Linked DNA regions of Homo sapiens: region 1 is linked to region 2. Evidence: read pairs that join two places in POLR2A ChIA-PET (ENCODE). Cell type or tissue: GM12878. All regions are shown on one strand. Links, peaks and the distances in the headings refer to the core of each region. The heading gives the core; the rest is flanking DNA.

What was found. ChIA-PET counts read pairs that join two places held together with the same protein. Peaks named below come from ENCODE experiments on the same cell type or tissue, not always from the same donor. Only the 100,000 strongest peaks of a DNase experiment are listed, where the experiment ranks them.
Region 1: POLR2A ChIA-PET joins it to region 2 with 10 read pairs; 3 of 35 experiments call an interaction of 5 or more read pairs at or near these places.

What each region holds. Positions count from the first base shown.
Region 1 is chr1:62,807,794-62,816,138 of GRCh38, forward strand. The region is part of intron 3 of ATG4C (autophagy related 4C cysteine peptidase); the gene reads left to right. Among named protein-coding and RNA genes, the nearest start is that of ATG4C, 28 kb to the left of the region's middle. RefSeq lists an enhancer at 1,051-1,110. In GM12878, for the core only: no CTCF peak of the experiment used is centred there; DNase peaks (open chromatin) are centred at 2,158, 2,868 and 3,288; H3K27ac peaks cover 913 bases.
Region 2 is chr1:62,717,856-62,726,200 of GRCh38, forward strand. No RefSeq gene overlaps it. Among named protein-coding and RNA genes, the nearest start is that of DOCK7-DT, 34 kb to the left of the region's middle. In GM12878, for the core only: no CTCF peak of the experiment used is centred there; DNase peaks (open chromatin) are centred at 5,216 and 7,546; H3K4me3 peaks cover 471 bases.

The DNA.
Region 1 (8,345 bases), core at 213-8,212, 90 kb after region 2:
TCACAGCAAATTACCAAACCTGAGGAGGGGATAGTGGGAACCACTGATTTGTAGCCAAGTTGGACGGAAGTATGGGTAATCTGGAACCTACTTTGATGATTGGCATCTGAAGTGGAGATTGATCTTATGGGACAGTCCTTACCCTGTGGGGTCTGTGCTAACTTCAGGTAGTTAGTTCATGATTGAAGTATAGGATTCCCGGTTGGTGTCTGGAGAGTTGGAAAATCAGTTGGTGTGGGAAAAACCTTCACACATTTGGTGTCAGTAGTGAAGTGTTGAACGTAGACTAAAAGGAAGTGTTTTTCCATTTCATGCTTTAGAAAGATAACTGATGGTAATGTAAAAGAATTGAAAGTCAGTAGACAGGACATGATGACTTTGATACAGGGCAGTGCATCTGGAAAAGAGAGGATGGATTTGAGATATTTTAAGGTAGGATCAACAGCATCTGGCAGATGATTGGATTTGGGGTCTTCAGAGACAGAGAGGAAACAAAGATTTAAATATCTCCATCTTGGATGATAGTGTTGGTAACCAAAAGTGGTACACTAGAGGAAGCCTGAATTTTAGGGGAAAGGTAATTTAAATTCGGGTATGTGTTATTTGAGGTAGGCTGTGTGGAAGTGAAGGATAGACATATTGATTTTTTTTTTTTCCAGCAAGGTGGGCAAGGTGGCATTTAAGGCCAATAGATAAGATCACATTGATGGAAAGTATAGGTGGAAAATATCTATCTTTAAGGATATACTGAAGAAGAAGGATCAGTGAATTAAACTGAGAAAGGAAAGGCAATGTATAGCACAAAATTCATAATAGTATACCTGTAGAAACCAAAGGAAAGACATTTGTAGAAAAAGGGGGTTGTACAAAGTGTATAAATGCTTAAAAGAGATAGAGCAGGAAATAGCCTGAGTAGAGGGTGTAGGGTCTGGCAATGAGAAATTACTAATGACTTTTGAGAGAGCATTTTTACTAGAGTGGTACGAATAGAAAGTAAAAGCAGTCATATTAACAGCAGCTAGTCTACATTTACTGACGCTGTGATATGTGCTATTTGCTGTGGCTACATGATATGTGCTAAAACTAAATTGCATTGTTTTATAGAATGAATGGTTATGATATTGGAGTAGAGAAAAACTTATTTTTTAGATTCTGAGGCAGTGTCTTGCTCTGTTACCCAGGCTGGAGTGCAACAGTGTCCCAATCACGGCTCACTGCAGCCTTGACCTCCCTGGGCTCAAATGATCTTCCCGTCTCAGTCTCCCAAGTAGCTGGGACCACAGGTGTGTGCCACCACGCCCAGTTAATTTTTTATTTTTATTTTTTGTAGAGACAGGGTCTCCCTATGTTGTCCAGGGTTGTCTCGAACTCCTTGGCTCAAGTGGTCCTCCTGTCTTGGCCTCCCAAAGGGCTAGGATTACAAGCTTGAGCCACCGTGCCAGCCAAGAAGAACTTGTATAAACTGTAAAACACGGTCTATAAAAGGGAAATATTAATCAGTTTGACCAGATAAAATTAAAAATATCCACATGATATTTATACAAATATGTATAAATATACATATATAATAAATATATGTACATTATAGTAAATGTATATATGTTTATATACATATGTGTATATAAACACACATATATTTAAAAATACATATGTATATGTACACATGTATATATAAATACATATAGACATATATAGTGTATATAATATATAGTCTACAATTATAATTATATAATTATAATGTATAATTATATATCACTTAATGTAATATATAATATTTAATAATATATAATATACTAATGTAATTTATATAATTATATATTTTATATATAATGTATCTATATATACATATATGTATATATATGTGCATGTGTGAAGATGTATCAGGAAAGATTAGTCTCCAAAATAATAAAGAACCACAAATGAATATGCAATGAATATGAAAAACTTGAACAACCCAAGAAAAATGAGCCAAGATGGTGAAGAGGTGCTGTTTAATTAGAAACTTGAATGGCCAAATACAAGAAAATGCATATCCTGGTAATGAAGGGAATGCAAAATAAAATGAGATACTGTTCTTACTTATCAGATATAATATACACAAATTTGAAGGTTCGATGATATCAAGTGTTAGCAAGGGTATGAAGAAATAGGAACTGAAACACTGTTGGTGGGAGGGTAAATTGGTCTAACCTGTTTGTGAGAAATTTGAGAGTACCTAGAAAAATAGAGAATATGTTTAACTTACGACCCAACATTTCTAAGACGCTTAAGTATTTACAGAGAAGTTCTCCATATGTGTGGAAAACACATGTACAAGAATTTCATTGTAGCTTTAATAAAAAGTTGGAAACAAGTATTCACAAGAAGAGGATTAGATGAATAAAGTTATTCATTCATTCCACAATTATTTATTGAGAGGTTACTATGTGCCAGGCACTGGGGTTACTGCTGAAAGTATGAAATATACAGTCTTTACTCTCAAGAAACTTACAGTCCAACAGATGAGAGACATTAAATAATTAGAAAAATATTCACTTTGGTGAATTTCTAGTTCTTAACACATGTCTAGAGGTTACTGCTCTGCCTTGGTCAAGACTTTCTTTGTTGCCTCAACAGAAATATAATATTCTCTTCACCTCATTTAAGATATTTTAATGCTAACATTTTCTTTTTGTCATTACAGACTTACGGCTTTTCACATTTACTGTATGTTGGTTGATCTCAACCAATTATCTTTTGATGCTCAAATTGTCGTGACATTGGCCAGTGGAAGGTCCTTTGAGATTTGCTTCTGTATCTTTCAACAAAACCACATAAATCTTACGAAACATCTTGTTTTCTTCCAAACCACGTGTTCAGACCCACTTTGTACTTTTCAGTATCAGATAGGAAGCTAGCAATTTCCCATTGAGTCCTTGTTTTTTTTTTTTTTTCTTTAGAAGAAAAAGTGTTAGAGACCATAATCTGAGTGCAAAGGTGCTTTGTGGGGATGATATTGACCCAGGCCATTTCAGTGGACAAGCTAGAACAGATACATGTTTTCAGTGTTTTTCTTATAAAGGCATGAATTCAAATTAATATTTGAAATCTATTTCTAACTGGATCATATTCCTACTTAAATTCTTGATTCTTTAATATCTAATTTTCTATCATAGAGAAATTTTTTAATAGTTACTTTTGTTTTGCTAAGGATTTTAGTGAAATTACTTTAGCTGGAGTCACTCATCTCTCATTTTCTGTGGCATTTATCTGATGGAGAGTTTCGTTCATTTGTTTCAGTTCCCTTTCTATTTGAAGGCATTGACATTCTGATATCTCACAAGTCTAAGTGCTTAGAAGGTAGCGGCTTTCAGCCACAGTGATTTTATATCACTACTACCCTCCAAGTCATCTACAATGAATTTATTCATAAGAATTTAATACAAGATTCTTAAACTTGGTTCTGTCTCTATTATTTAATTTCTAGTAATATTAGAACATGGTTGCAAAAATTAGATTATTTTAACAATGCTGAATCTGTCCTGATTTATCAAGCTTTTAAACTTATCTTCCTACCTTTCTGAGCTACAAACTTATTTCCTTGTATTATGCAGTTTTTCCTTCTCATTATATCGTGCTGTGCACTGTTATGTCGAGGTATATAGTATATAAATCCAAATGGCCCTCCTAGTAGTATCTAGACCGAATACCGAAAGTAAAAAAAATTTCTTACAATTTGTCTGTGAGCTGTCTATAAAGAAAACAATTAAGAATTTATTTTATTTTTAATAAGCCTCATCTTTCCACAGATTGCATGCTATCACCTGGCTAGCATTTTTTCAGGGTTTCTCTTAGATGACCAGGACATGATGGGCCTAAGAGCCATTAATTAAAAATTAGAATTTAGGGTTATCTCTGATATACCCATTGTATCTCAGGGACCAAAATGATTTAACATCTATCGTTGTGGATTTGTCTGTTTCTTCCTGAAGTTCTATCAGTTTTTGCTTCCTTTATAGTAATTCCTACTTAACGTCATAGATAGTTCTTGGAAACTGCAACTTTAAGTGAAACCATGTACAGTGGGTCCTCAACATCCTTTTGTTCAACTTCATTTCATTATAACAATGATGAGAAAAAAATTGATTTTATTATACATCATTTTGCTTAAAGTCACAGTTTCTGGGAACCTATTGACAACATTAAGTGAGGACTAACTGTATTTTGAAGCTCTGTTGTTAGGTACATAAACATTTAGAATTATTTATTATTGTTTCTTAATGAATTGACTCCTTAGTAGTTATGAAATGACCTTCTTTATTCTTGGTGATATTCTTTGGTCTGAAGTCGATTTTGTCTGATATTAATATAGCCACTTCACAGACAACACAACAAAAAAAGAAAATTTCAGGCCAATATCCCTGATCAACATTGATGCGAAAATCCTCAATAAAATACTGGCAAACCAAATCCAGCAGCACATCAAAAAGCTTATGCACCACGATCACGTCGGCTTCATCCCTGGGATGCAAGGCTGGTTCAACATACACAAATCAATAAATGTAATCCATCACGTAAACAGAACTAATGACAAAAACCACATGATTATCTCAATAGATGCAGAAAAGGCCTTCGATAAAATTCAAAACTGCTTCATGGTAAAATCTCTTAATAAACTAGGTATTGATGGAATGTATCTCAAAATAATAAGAGCTATTTATGACAAACCCATATTTTGCCCATACTGAATGGGCAAAAGCTGGAAGCATTCCCTTTGAAAACTGGCACAAGACAAGGATGCCCTATCTCACCACTCCTCTTCAACATAGTATTGGAAGTTCTGGCCAGGGAAATCAGGCAAGAGAAAGCAATAAAGGGTATTCAAATAGGAAGAGAGGAAGTCAAATTATCTCTTTTTGCAGATGACATGATTGTATATTTAGAAAACCCTGTTGTCTCAGCCCAAAATCTCCTTATGCTGATAAGCAATTTCAGCAAAGTCTCAGAATACAAAATCAATGTGCAAAAATCGCAAGCATTCCTATATACCAGTGATAGACAAACAGAGAGCCAAATCATGAGTGAACTCCCATTCACAATTGCCACGAAGAGAATAAAATACTTAGGAATCCAACTTACAAGGGATGTGAAGGACCTCTTCAAGGAGAACTACAAACCGCTGCTCAAGGGAATAAAAGAGGACACAAACAAATGGAAAAACATTCCATGCTCATGGATAGGAAGAATCAATATCATGAAAATGGCCATACTGCCCAAAGTAATTTATAGATTCAATGCTATCCCCATCAAGCTACCATTCACTTTCTTCACAGAATTGGAAAAAACTACCTTAAAGTTCATATGGAACCAAAAAAGAGCTCGCGTAGCCAAGACAATCCTAAGCAAAAAGAACAAAGCTGGAGGCATCACACTACCTGACTTCAAACTATACTACAGGGCTACAGTAACCAAAACAGATATATAGACCAATGGAACAGAACAGAGGCCTCAGAAATAGCACCACACATCTACAACCATCTGATCCTTGACAGACCTGACAAAAACAAGAAATGGGGAATGGATTCCCTATTTAATAAATGGTGCTGGGAAAACTGGCTAGCCATATGCAGAAAACTGAAACTGGAACCCTTTCTTACACCTTATACAAAAATTAACTCAAGGTGGATTAAAGACTTAAACTAAGACCTAAAACCATGAAAACCCTAGAAGAAAACCTAGGCAATACCATTCAGGACATAGGCATGGGCAAGGACTTCATGTCTAAAACACCAAAAGCAATGGCAACAAAAGCCAAAATTGACAGATGGGATCTAATTAAACTAAAGAGCTTCTGCACAGCAAAAGAAACTATCATCAGAGTAAATAGGCAACCTATAGAATGGGAGAAAATTTTTGCAATCTCTCCATCTGACAAAGGACTAATATCCAGAATCTACAAGGAACTTAAACAAATTTACAAGAAAAAAACAATCCCATCAAAAAGTGGGTGAAGGATGTGAATAGACACTTCTCAAAAGAAGACATTTATGCAGCCAACAAATATATGGAAAAAGCTCATTATCACTGGTCATTAGAGAAATGCAATCAAAACCACAATGAGATACCATCTCACGCCAGTTAGAATGGTGATCATTAAAAAGTCAGGAAACAACAGATGCTGGAGAGGATGTGGAGAAATAGGAACGTTTTTACACTGTTGGTGGGAGTTTAAAGGGAGTTCAACCATTGTGGAAGACAGTGTGGCGATTCCTCAAAGATCTAGAACCAGAAATATCATTTGACCCAGCACTCCTATTACTAGGTATATACCCAAAGGATTATAAATCATTCTACTATAAAGACACATGCACATGTATGTTTATTGCGGCACTATTCACAATAGCAAAGACTTGGAACCAACCCAAATGCCCATCAGTGATAGACTGGATAAAGAAAATGTGGCACATATACACCATGGAATACTATGCAGCCATAACAAATGATAAGTTCATGTCCTTTGCAGGGACATGGATGAAGCTGGAAACCATCCTTCTCAGCAGACTAACACAGGAACAGAAAACCAAACACTGCATGTTCTCACTCATAAGTGGGAGTTGAACAATGAGAATACATGGAGACTGGGAGGGGAACATCACACACCAGGGCCTGTCAGTGGGTGGGGGACTAGGGGAGGGATAGCATTAGGAGAAATACCTAATGTCAATGACAGGTTGATGGATGCAGCAAACCCCATGGCATGTGTATACCTATGTAACAAACCTGCATGTTTTGCACATTTATTCCTGAACTTAAAGTATAATAATAATAAAAAATATAGCCACTTCAGCTTTCTTTTGCTTAAAGTTGCATGGTATATCTTTTTTCATCCTTTACACTTAATCTATTTGTGTCTTTACATTTAGAATATGTTTCTTATAGGAAGTACTAGCTGAGTCTTGCTTTTTTATCCAATCTGATAATCTTTGCCTTTTAAATTAAGGTGTTTAGGGCCAGGCACGGTGGCTCTCACGCCTATAATCCCAACACTTTGGGAGTCCAAGGCAAGTGGATTACTTGAGGCCGGGTGTTTGAGAACAGCTTGGCCAACATGGAGACACCTCGTCTCAACTAAAAATACAAAAATTAGCCTGGCGTTGTGGTGCATGCGTGCAATCCCAGCTACTCAGGAGGCTGAGGCACAAGAATCGCTTTAACCCTGGAGGCAGAGATTGCAGTAAGTCAAGATTGCACCACTGCACTCCAGCCTGGGTGACAGAACGAGACTCTTTCTCAAAAACTAAAAATAAATAAATAAATAAATGTGTTTAAACCGTTTACTTTTAATATGATTATTGATAAAGCTAGGTTTAAATGTATCATGTCATTATTTGCTTTCTATTTGTTAAATCTTTTTTTTTTGTTTTCTTTTCCTCCCTTTCTACCTGCTTTTGGATTGAGTATTTTTATCATTCTCTTTTATCTCTTTTGTTGTCTTATTAGCTATAACTTTTTATTGTTATTTTAGTGGTTTAAGGTTTATAGTATACATCTCTGACTTATCACAGTCTGCCTTCAAGTGATATACCAAGAGCCTTACAGTATACTTCACCTTCTCCCTCTTGGTCTTTATGATATTGTTGTCATACATTTTACTTATTTATATGTTATACACCCCACACATCTTACTTAATATGTTATCCACCCCATAGTAAATTACTATTATTTTGGTTTAAATAGTCAAATATCCTTCAAAGAAGGTATCATGTTTGGTGTTCTTCATTCCTTTGTGTGAATCTGTATTTCCATCTGGACCAGTGGTTTAATCATGGCTCAATGCAGCCTCAACCTCCTGGCTCCAGTGATCCTCATCCTCACACTTCAGCCTCGCAAGTATCTGCACCGCACCTGGTTAATTTTTATTTATTTTTAGAAATGAGGATCTCACTATGTTGCCCAGGCTGTAGTGCAGTGGCACGATCTTGGCTCACTGCAACCTCTGCCTCCTGAGTTCAAACGATTCCCTTGCCTCAGCCTCTCGAGTAGCTGGGACTACAGGTGCCTGCCACCATGCCTGGTTAATTTTTGTATTTTTAGTAGAGATGGGGTTTCACCATGTTGTCCAGGCTGGTCTTGAACTCCTGACCTCAAGTGATCCATCTGGCTCAGCCTCCCAAAGTGCTGAGATTACAGGCGTGAGCCACCGCGCCCAGCCAGAATCTTCCTGTTTTAGCCTCCCAAAGTGCTGGGGATTATAGATGTGAGCCACCATGCCTGGCTAAGGTTTCTTTTAATGCAGGTTGGCTAGTGATGTCTTCTTCCAGCTTTTGTGTATCTGAAAACGTCTTTATTTTGCCTTTATTTTTGAA
Region 2 (8,345 bases), core at 242-8,241:
AAGAAAGGGTTAGATGTTACACAAGAAAAGAAACCAATTTAGAGAGCCCCATCTACATTAGAGGAGTTTAGGGTTCTCTGGACTGGGGAGCTAGAGTGCGTTAGAGAAGACTGAAGTCCCCAGTTTTTGAAACTAGTCATGGTATATCTCAGCATACGGCTTGCTCACGAAAAGATAAGCAATCTTTTAAGTCCTCAGTGGCTCCTACAAGAAACACAGGGAAAATTACAAAATAGGCAAAATTTGGTGACTCGTTTACCATCATATCTGCTGCTTTCCTTCTGCTCCTCCAAGGATTCACAATTGTTACTGCTATTCCCCTGTCCAAAGTCACCCATCTTTATTCCATCTTATCTTTCCCAAAGCACCACACCAAGGTACTTACTCCCTTCTTCCAATGTATTTCCATGTTAGTCAACATATTAGATAGAAAATGCAGGCCGAGTGTGGTGGCTCACGCCTGTAATCCCAGCACTTTAGGAGGTCAAGGCAGGTGGATCACCTGAGGTCAGGAGTTCGAGAGCAGCCTGGCCAACATGGTGAAACCCCATCTCTACTAAAATACAAAAATTAACCAGGTATGGTGGCACATGCCTGTAATCCCAGCTATTCAGGAAGCTGAGGCAGGAGAATCACTTTAAGCCAGGATGCAGAGGTTGTAGTGAGTGAGACCCAGGAAGGAAGGAAGGTAGGAAGGAAGGAAGGAAGGGAGGGAGGGAGGAAGGGAGGGAGGAAAGGGAGGGAGGGAAAAGAAAAGAGAAAGGAAGGAAAGAGAGAGGGAGAGAGGGAAGGAAGGAAGGGAAGGGAAGGAAGGAAATGCAGGAACATGTTCTAGCTAGCTTAAGCAGAAAAGGAATTTATTTATTCATTATTTATTTATTGAGACAGAGTCTCATTCTGTCACCCAGGTTGGAGTGCAGTGGCGTGATCTCGGCTCACTGCAACCTCTGCCTCCTGGGTTTGAATGATTCTCCCTCCTCAGCCTCCCGAGTAGCTGGGATTATAGGCACCCACCATCACACCCGGCTAATTTTTGTATTTTTAGTAGAAATGGGGTTTCACCATGTTTGCCAGGTTGGTCTTGAACTCCTGACCTCAAGCGATCTGCCCACCTCAGCCTCCCAAAGTGCTGGGATTACAGGCGTGAGCCACTGCATCTGGCCAGGAATTTATTAAACACCATTAAATAATTCACAGAATTTCCTGGGAGGTGTAAAAACCAGGGTTGTAAGAGGCCAAATTACGTCACAGAACACCGGGAAACCATTACTGCCTCCACTACTGACATTAATGTGAGATACGAACACTTCTAATAGAACCTCTGGTACTGTTCCCTGGGAATCTAGATGCACTTTCTAGTTCCACCTGCTTCTTCATCTCTCTAGCCTTCACTTCAAAGCCTGGTGCAAATGTATATGATTAGAGGAGCCTAACTGCAAGGGAGACTGAGAAAGTGAAATTTGGCTTCTATTCAGTAGAGAAATCATCAAATATAACAAGAATATTCAAAGGTGCTGGGCAGCCAAAAAGAATAACAAAGATGTACTACTCTACCCCAGTTAGCCTCTCAACTCCTACTGATCTGAGCCAGGTTTTCAGCAGATTGAAGTAATTCACTCCGAATTGTGGATGACTGATGGTTTCTCTCTTTTTTTTTGAGACGGAGTCTCACTCTGTCGCCCAGGCTGGAGTGCAGTGGCGCGATCTTGGCTCACTGCAACCTCCACCTCCTGGGTTCACGCCATTCTCCTGCCTCAGCCTCCCGAGTAGAAGGGATTACAAGTGCTCATTTTTTTGTATTTTTAGTAGAGACGGGGTTTCACCATGTTAGCCAGGATAGTCTCGATCTCCTGACCTCGTGATCCGCCTGCCTCGGCCTCCCAAAATGCTGGGATTACAGGCGTGAGCCACCACGCCTGGCCAAGGATGACTGATGGTTTCAACTCCACATGAACATCGATGCTTTAAAAGAGTAGCTTATTAACCCAAATAAACTCCCAGTTGTTAAAATATTTATATGGTGGAAAATACTTTTAAAATAAGGGAACATATAGTGTTTCTTTTATTTCTTCTTAAAAATGGGACCAGGTGCTGTGGCTCACGGCTGTGATCCCAGCACTTTGGGAGGCTGAAGTGGGAGGATCACTTGAGCTAGCCAGTTCTAGACCAGCCTGGGCAACATAGTGAGACCTCATCTCTACAAAAAAATCAAGAAAATTAGCTGGGCGTGATGGCACACATCTGTAGTCCCAGTAACTGAGGAGGCAGAGGCTGGAGGATCACTTGAGCCCAGGAGGTCAAGGCTGCAAGTGAGCTGAGATTGCGGCTGCACTCCAGCCTGGGTGACACAGTGAGACCCTGTCTCAAAAAAGTTTCTTTTTTTTTTTTTTTTGAGACGGAGTCTCATTCTGTCGCCCAGGCTGGAGTGCAATGGCGCCATCTTGGCTCACTGGAACCTCTGCCTCCAGGGTTCAAGCAATTCTCCTGCCTCAGCCTCCTGAGTAGCTGGGATTACAGGTGACACCACCAAGCTAATTTTTGTATTTTTAGTAGAGACGGGGTTTCACCATGTTGGTCAGGCTGATCTCTAACTCCTGACCTCGTGATCCACCCACCTTGGCCTCCCAAAGTGCTGGGATTATAGGCATGAGCCACCTAGCCCGGCCAACATTTCTTTAAAAAAAAAAAAAACAACTTTACTGAACTTTGATTAACATACAAAAAACTGCACATAATGTATACAACTGGATAAATCATTAATTCTTTATTAAATACACATTTTATTGAGCTTATAATGTGCCATACAGTAGATTCGGTATTGAGGAAACCTGGTCCATACCCTAAAAATTCAATAACCTCATAAGGGACAGAGAAAAGTTAATATATATAAAGCAACATAATAAATGCAGAAAACAGTGATATCTGTGTGGGCGTGTGTGTGTGTATACACAATTCATAAAGGGTCTTTTATATTATGCTTAAGAATGTGGACTCCTTGGTAGCTTATATTTGCATACTATCCACGCGCACTTTTTTCTCCTTTGTAAGAAATAGGCTCTGAACTCCATGGGGTGCAATAGAAGCAAGGAATCATTGATAGGAGGGCCAGCACTCCTCCAGAAGTATTCAGAACTGTAATCAAGAATCCTCAAACTGGGAGGGCCTGTGGTTACTTTATGAACTATGTGTCAGTCCTGCAAACCTCACAGCCTGAATTACCACTGAGCGTTATCTGAATACAGGCTGCCCTTGAAGTCCCTAATTTCATTGCGCTGACAGAGGCTTTAGTGAGTCTATAATTGGAAAAGGAAGCATTTGTGCCTCAGGTACAGGAAATCACCAAACAATTAACTTCCATGGACTCATGCAGCCTGGGCCAAATGCCTCAGTGTGCTTGTCTTTGTTTCATGTCAGGTTATTGAGGAAATGTTTCGCAGGCCAGAATCTTGGCTTTACTGTGTTGTTTTGTCAATGGAGTCAGCTGTGAGACCTTAAACAGTGATAACTATCTATAGTAAAATCTCAATATAGCACTCAGAGGTCTACCACAAGGAAGGGAGGTTTTCAGAGGGGGCAGAAAGTTTTATCTAAAATACATGTAATTTGGCTATTCAGAGGTGGGAAGGGCCACTTAGACGAGAGAAAAACTAGTGTGGTAAGAAAGGGAAAGGGAAACAGTTATTACATGTCATGGCCAGGGAAGGCAAACCCCTCAGAGGCAGGGAAGCTGGTGTTGGACACAAGGCCAGCCTTATGGGTAGGCAGAGACAGTTGAAGGGCACTAGAAAGATTTCCCTGACCCAGAAAATGCCTCAAAGGAAGTGACAGAAAAGGCCCCTGGAGGAAAAACAGAAAAACACAAAATGAAGTGATAGGACAGCAAGGATGAGCTTCCTTCCCCAAAGTCACAATATTTTCCAAGAAACCATTTTGGATAACTCATTTTGCTCATTGAAAAAACTGTATTCATACTATGGGCAATGTCACATATTAAGAAATTGGCGGCCGGGCGTGGTGGCTCATGCCTGTAATCTCAGCACTTTGGGAGGCCAAGGTCGGCAGATCACGAAGTCAGGAGATCGAGACCATCCTGGCTAATGCTAAAATACAAAATACAAAAATACAAAATACAAAAATACAAATACAAAAAAAAATACAAATACTAAAAATACAAAAAAATAGCCAGGCATGGTGGCGGGCGCCTGTAGTCCCAGCTACTTGGGAGGCTGAGGCAGGAGAATGGCATGAACCTGGGAGGCGGAGCTGGCAGTGAGCAAAGATCACGCCACTGTACTCCAGCCTGGGCGACAGAGTGAGACTCCATCTCAAAAAAAAAAAAAAAAAATTGGCATGTAATTATTACTATTACTGTTATTTTTAATGAAGAAGGCAATAGAAGCTAAGGGCACAGGTTTGAGATTAGACAGACCCGGGTACAAATCCTGGTTTTACCACATACTAACTGTGTGACTTTAGACAAGCTACTTAATTTCTCTGGTATCACTTTTGTCGTCTGAAAAATGGGAAGAATCATTCATTCCAAAATATTTGCTGAGCAGCTACTACATAAAAGGACAAATAAGATCCCTACCTTCCAGAAGCTTGTATGTTAGGAGTATGGAGGGAGAGAAAGACAATAAATAAGTAAATAAAAAGATGATTTTAGATTGTGATAAATACTGTAGAGGATATATAGTTTTCAGTGTGTGCACGCGAATTAGACTGCCTGGGTTCAAATCTCGGTTATGCTATTTACTAGCTGTGTGATCTTTGCAAGTGACTCAATCTCTGTACCTCGGTTTCCCCATTTGTAAATGGGCATATTAATAGCATCTAATTTATAACCTCATGGGATTATTATGAGGATTAAATGAATGCATCCATGTAAACTGCTTAGAACTGTGTACACCACATAGTAATTGCATAAGAGCTATATACTAATACTATGAAGAAAATAAATTGGAAGATATGATGATAAGTTGGGAGAGTGGTATTTAAGACAGGGTAGTCAGTGAAGGACTTCCTGAGGCTGTGATATTTAAGCTGACACTGAAAGAATGAGAAAGAGCCAGTCATTATTAGAGTATTTCAGGAAGAGGAAGACCTAAGTGCAAAGATCTAAGGCAGAAAGACTCTTCACATATTTGAAAAAGAGAAATGAGACCTGTGTGGTAAAACATAGTGAGCAAGAGAGAAAGCTGCATTGTAATTATTTTCTACTTCTGCATAACAAATTATAACAAATTGAACATCCTCTTACTAGCTCACAGTTCTATAAGTCAGAAGTCTAGGTGGGAATGAGTGTGGTGGCTCATGCTTTAATCTCAACAATTTGGAAGGCCAAGGTGGGAGGATCGCTTAAGCCCAGGAGTTTGAACCCAGCCTGGGCAACATGGTGCAACCCCAACTCCACAAAAAAAATTTTTTTTCTTAATTAGCCTGGCCTGGTGGTACACGCCTGTAGTCCCAGTTACTTCAGAGGCTGAGGTGGGACAATCACTTGAGCCCAGGAGGTTGAGGCTGCAGTGAGCCATGGTCATACCACTGTATTCTGGCCTGGACAACAGAGCAAGACCCTGTCTCAAAAAAAGAAAAAAAAAAGAATAAATCTAGTGGCTGGACCTGGTGGCTCATGCCTGTAATCCCAGCACTCTGGGAGACCAAGACAGGATTGCTTGAGCTCAGGAGTTCGAGATCAGTCTGAGCAACACAGTGAGACCCTGTCTCTACTAAAAACACACACAAAAAAATTAGCTGGGCATAGTGACACATGCCTGTGGTCCCAGCTACTCAAGGGGCTGAGACACGAGGATCACTTGAGACAGGAGGTTGAGGCTGCAGAGAGCCCTGATCATGCCACTGCAATCCAGCCTGGGTGACAGTGTGAGACTTTGTCAAAAAAAAAAAAAAAAGAAGAAGAAGAAGAAAAAAAAGAAGAAATCTAGGTGGGCTTGGTTGAGCTCTCTGCTTAGGGCTTCACGAGGCTGAAATCAATAATTTAGCCAGGCTGAGCTGTTATGATTCAGATTTACTATATGAGATAATAAATGAATAATGTTTTAAGCCTTTAATAAATGACTTACATTTTAAACCCCTCAGTTTGTGGTAATATTGTTACACAGCAATAGATAACTAATACAACTTAAGTGTAGGAAATATCACATTTCATTATTTTCTAGATTAAATTAAATCCCCCGAGTCCATTAGAGTGGATAATTTAATCAGTTATTTTTAGAATGCTCTAAGGCTTACATCATTCAGGAAAACCGATGTGGGGAAGAGTGTATACTGAGTCCTGAATCCACTGATTTGCTGGTAAAACACACATTGTCCAAATCTATATAGTCTATTCAAAGGTGGCTGCCTCTATTGAAGACAACAGCTACTCCCTCTGTGCCAGACTTGGCCATGGAGACCTTCATTCCAGAGGGAAGGCTGGAAGCTTAGTGCTCAGTCCCCAGGTACACACAAAGCCATGCCTATCAAAATTCCTGCTATTTCCAGGCCACCATGAGGAAGCAGAGTATAGATCCCCACAGCTGGAGGAGCTACCACTGCCCGTCTTCCTACTCTGGAAATCTTTCTCTGCTCCAGCTTCTTCTGTCTTAACGTCAGTCCAGCAAGTCTCCAAGACCCTAGATTTCAAAAGCAACATTCTCTTAACTAAGGAATCCTAGACCTTAACAAACAGAACACCAAGTACTAAGCTATTCTATCCTGCGAAAGGGAGGAAAAATGCTCTCTTATTTTTGGGATGATTCTATAGCAACTAGAAGTCATTTAATTTGCCACACAGTCAACCAGGGCAAAATGAAAACACATGTTCAATCACAAAGTGTTCATTACAGTGAAAGATTTCATTTCCTCAAGAAATGCAGGACTCCTCATAGCTCTAAGTGCTACAGGAGACTTTTCTTTCCTTGTTTTTTTTTTTTTTTTTTTTTTGAGATGGAGTCTCTCTCTTGTTGCACACGCTGAAGTGCAATGGTGCAATCTCTGCTCACTGCAACCTCCGCCTCCCGGGTTCAAGTGATTCTCCTGCCTCAGCCTCCTGAATACCTGGGAATAAGTAGAGACAGGTTTTGCCATGTTGGCCAGGCTGATCTTGAACTCCTGACCTCAAGTGATCCACCTGCCTCAGCCTCCCATAGTTCTGGGATTACAGGCGTGAGCCACCATGCCTGGCTTACAAGCTTTAAAAAAAAAATCTACCACTGCAGTCTTGGCTGTTAGCTTTCTGAGGTTCTTTTATTTTTTCCCATTGAAATGCACTGGACAACATTCCAAATTACCTACTAAACCAAATCCAAGTTCTTCCACCACAGAGATACGAATTTATTTTTACAGCAGTTAACAAAAAAAAATTCCCCCTTTTTTTTCTTTTGCCATTTTCTCTGATAATGCTGTATTATTCCTCCCACTCAACAGCCAAGAAAGACAACCCAACTACTTCCTCCTCCAACATACAGGAAAGAATAGAAACAATTCTATCAGCTCCAGCTGGGGCAGCACAAATGCCAGGAAGCTTTTCTTAGATTTTTGAATCCTACGTGACTCTCACTTTAGGTGCTTTCCAAAATTTTGGTTTCATTTTTCTTGAATTCTGTTCTGCAGAAACTCTCAATTGTCTAACACTGGTGGCATTTAGTAATCTTTGCCAAGTTTAATTCCAATCTAGTTGCTTGGAAGATTTCAGTGACCTAAGAAGAAGGTTTTGTAAACCTCCTTGTTTTGTGCAATGGGAATTTGTTCAGCAAGTAGGAGTCAGGATCCCTCCCTATCTCTCAGCAAAATAGGTTGTGTTATTTCCTTTTATTTCAAAATATACTGGGGTTTGTTTTAAGACAACTTTTGAGTCCCACTATTGCTAATGATCAGTTGTATGCTTTAGGCAAATTCACAAAACTTTCTAAACCTTGGTATCTTCATTTGTAATGTTAGGATAATTCCTTCTTTATACAGTTGTTGAAAAAGCTACTGGATTTAAATCCGGGTTTTATAATGAGCATAATGTGTGCTCATTAAATGGTAGACATTGGTTCTTCTTTATCTGATTTTTCCCAACTCTGGTTTACTGTCATTTATCTTAAGTAAAAATCTTGTAGCCACAAAGCAAGTAACCAGCTCCCCTGTCCAACATTAGTGTCAGAAAATGTTGGTGCCTCTGACAAATAGAAAATCTAATGAATAGGGTACTGTTTTAGGAAGAAGGAGATCTGGCTTTCCCCCTGGGCTTACTGCAACAAGTGACTTAACTTACAAAGCAACCATGAAAATGAGCATTGTGCCTCAAGAAATAAACCCTCTCACTCTTTTTCTTGGATGTGTGTTGCATTGCCATGGGA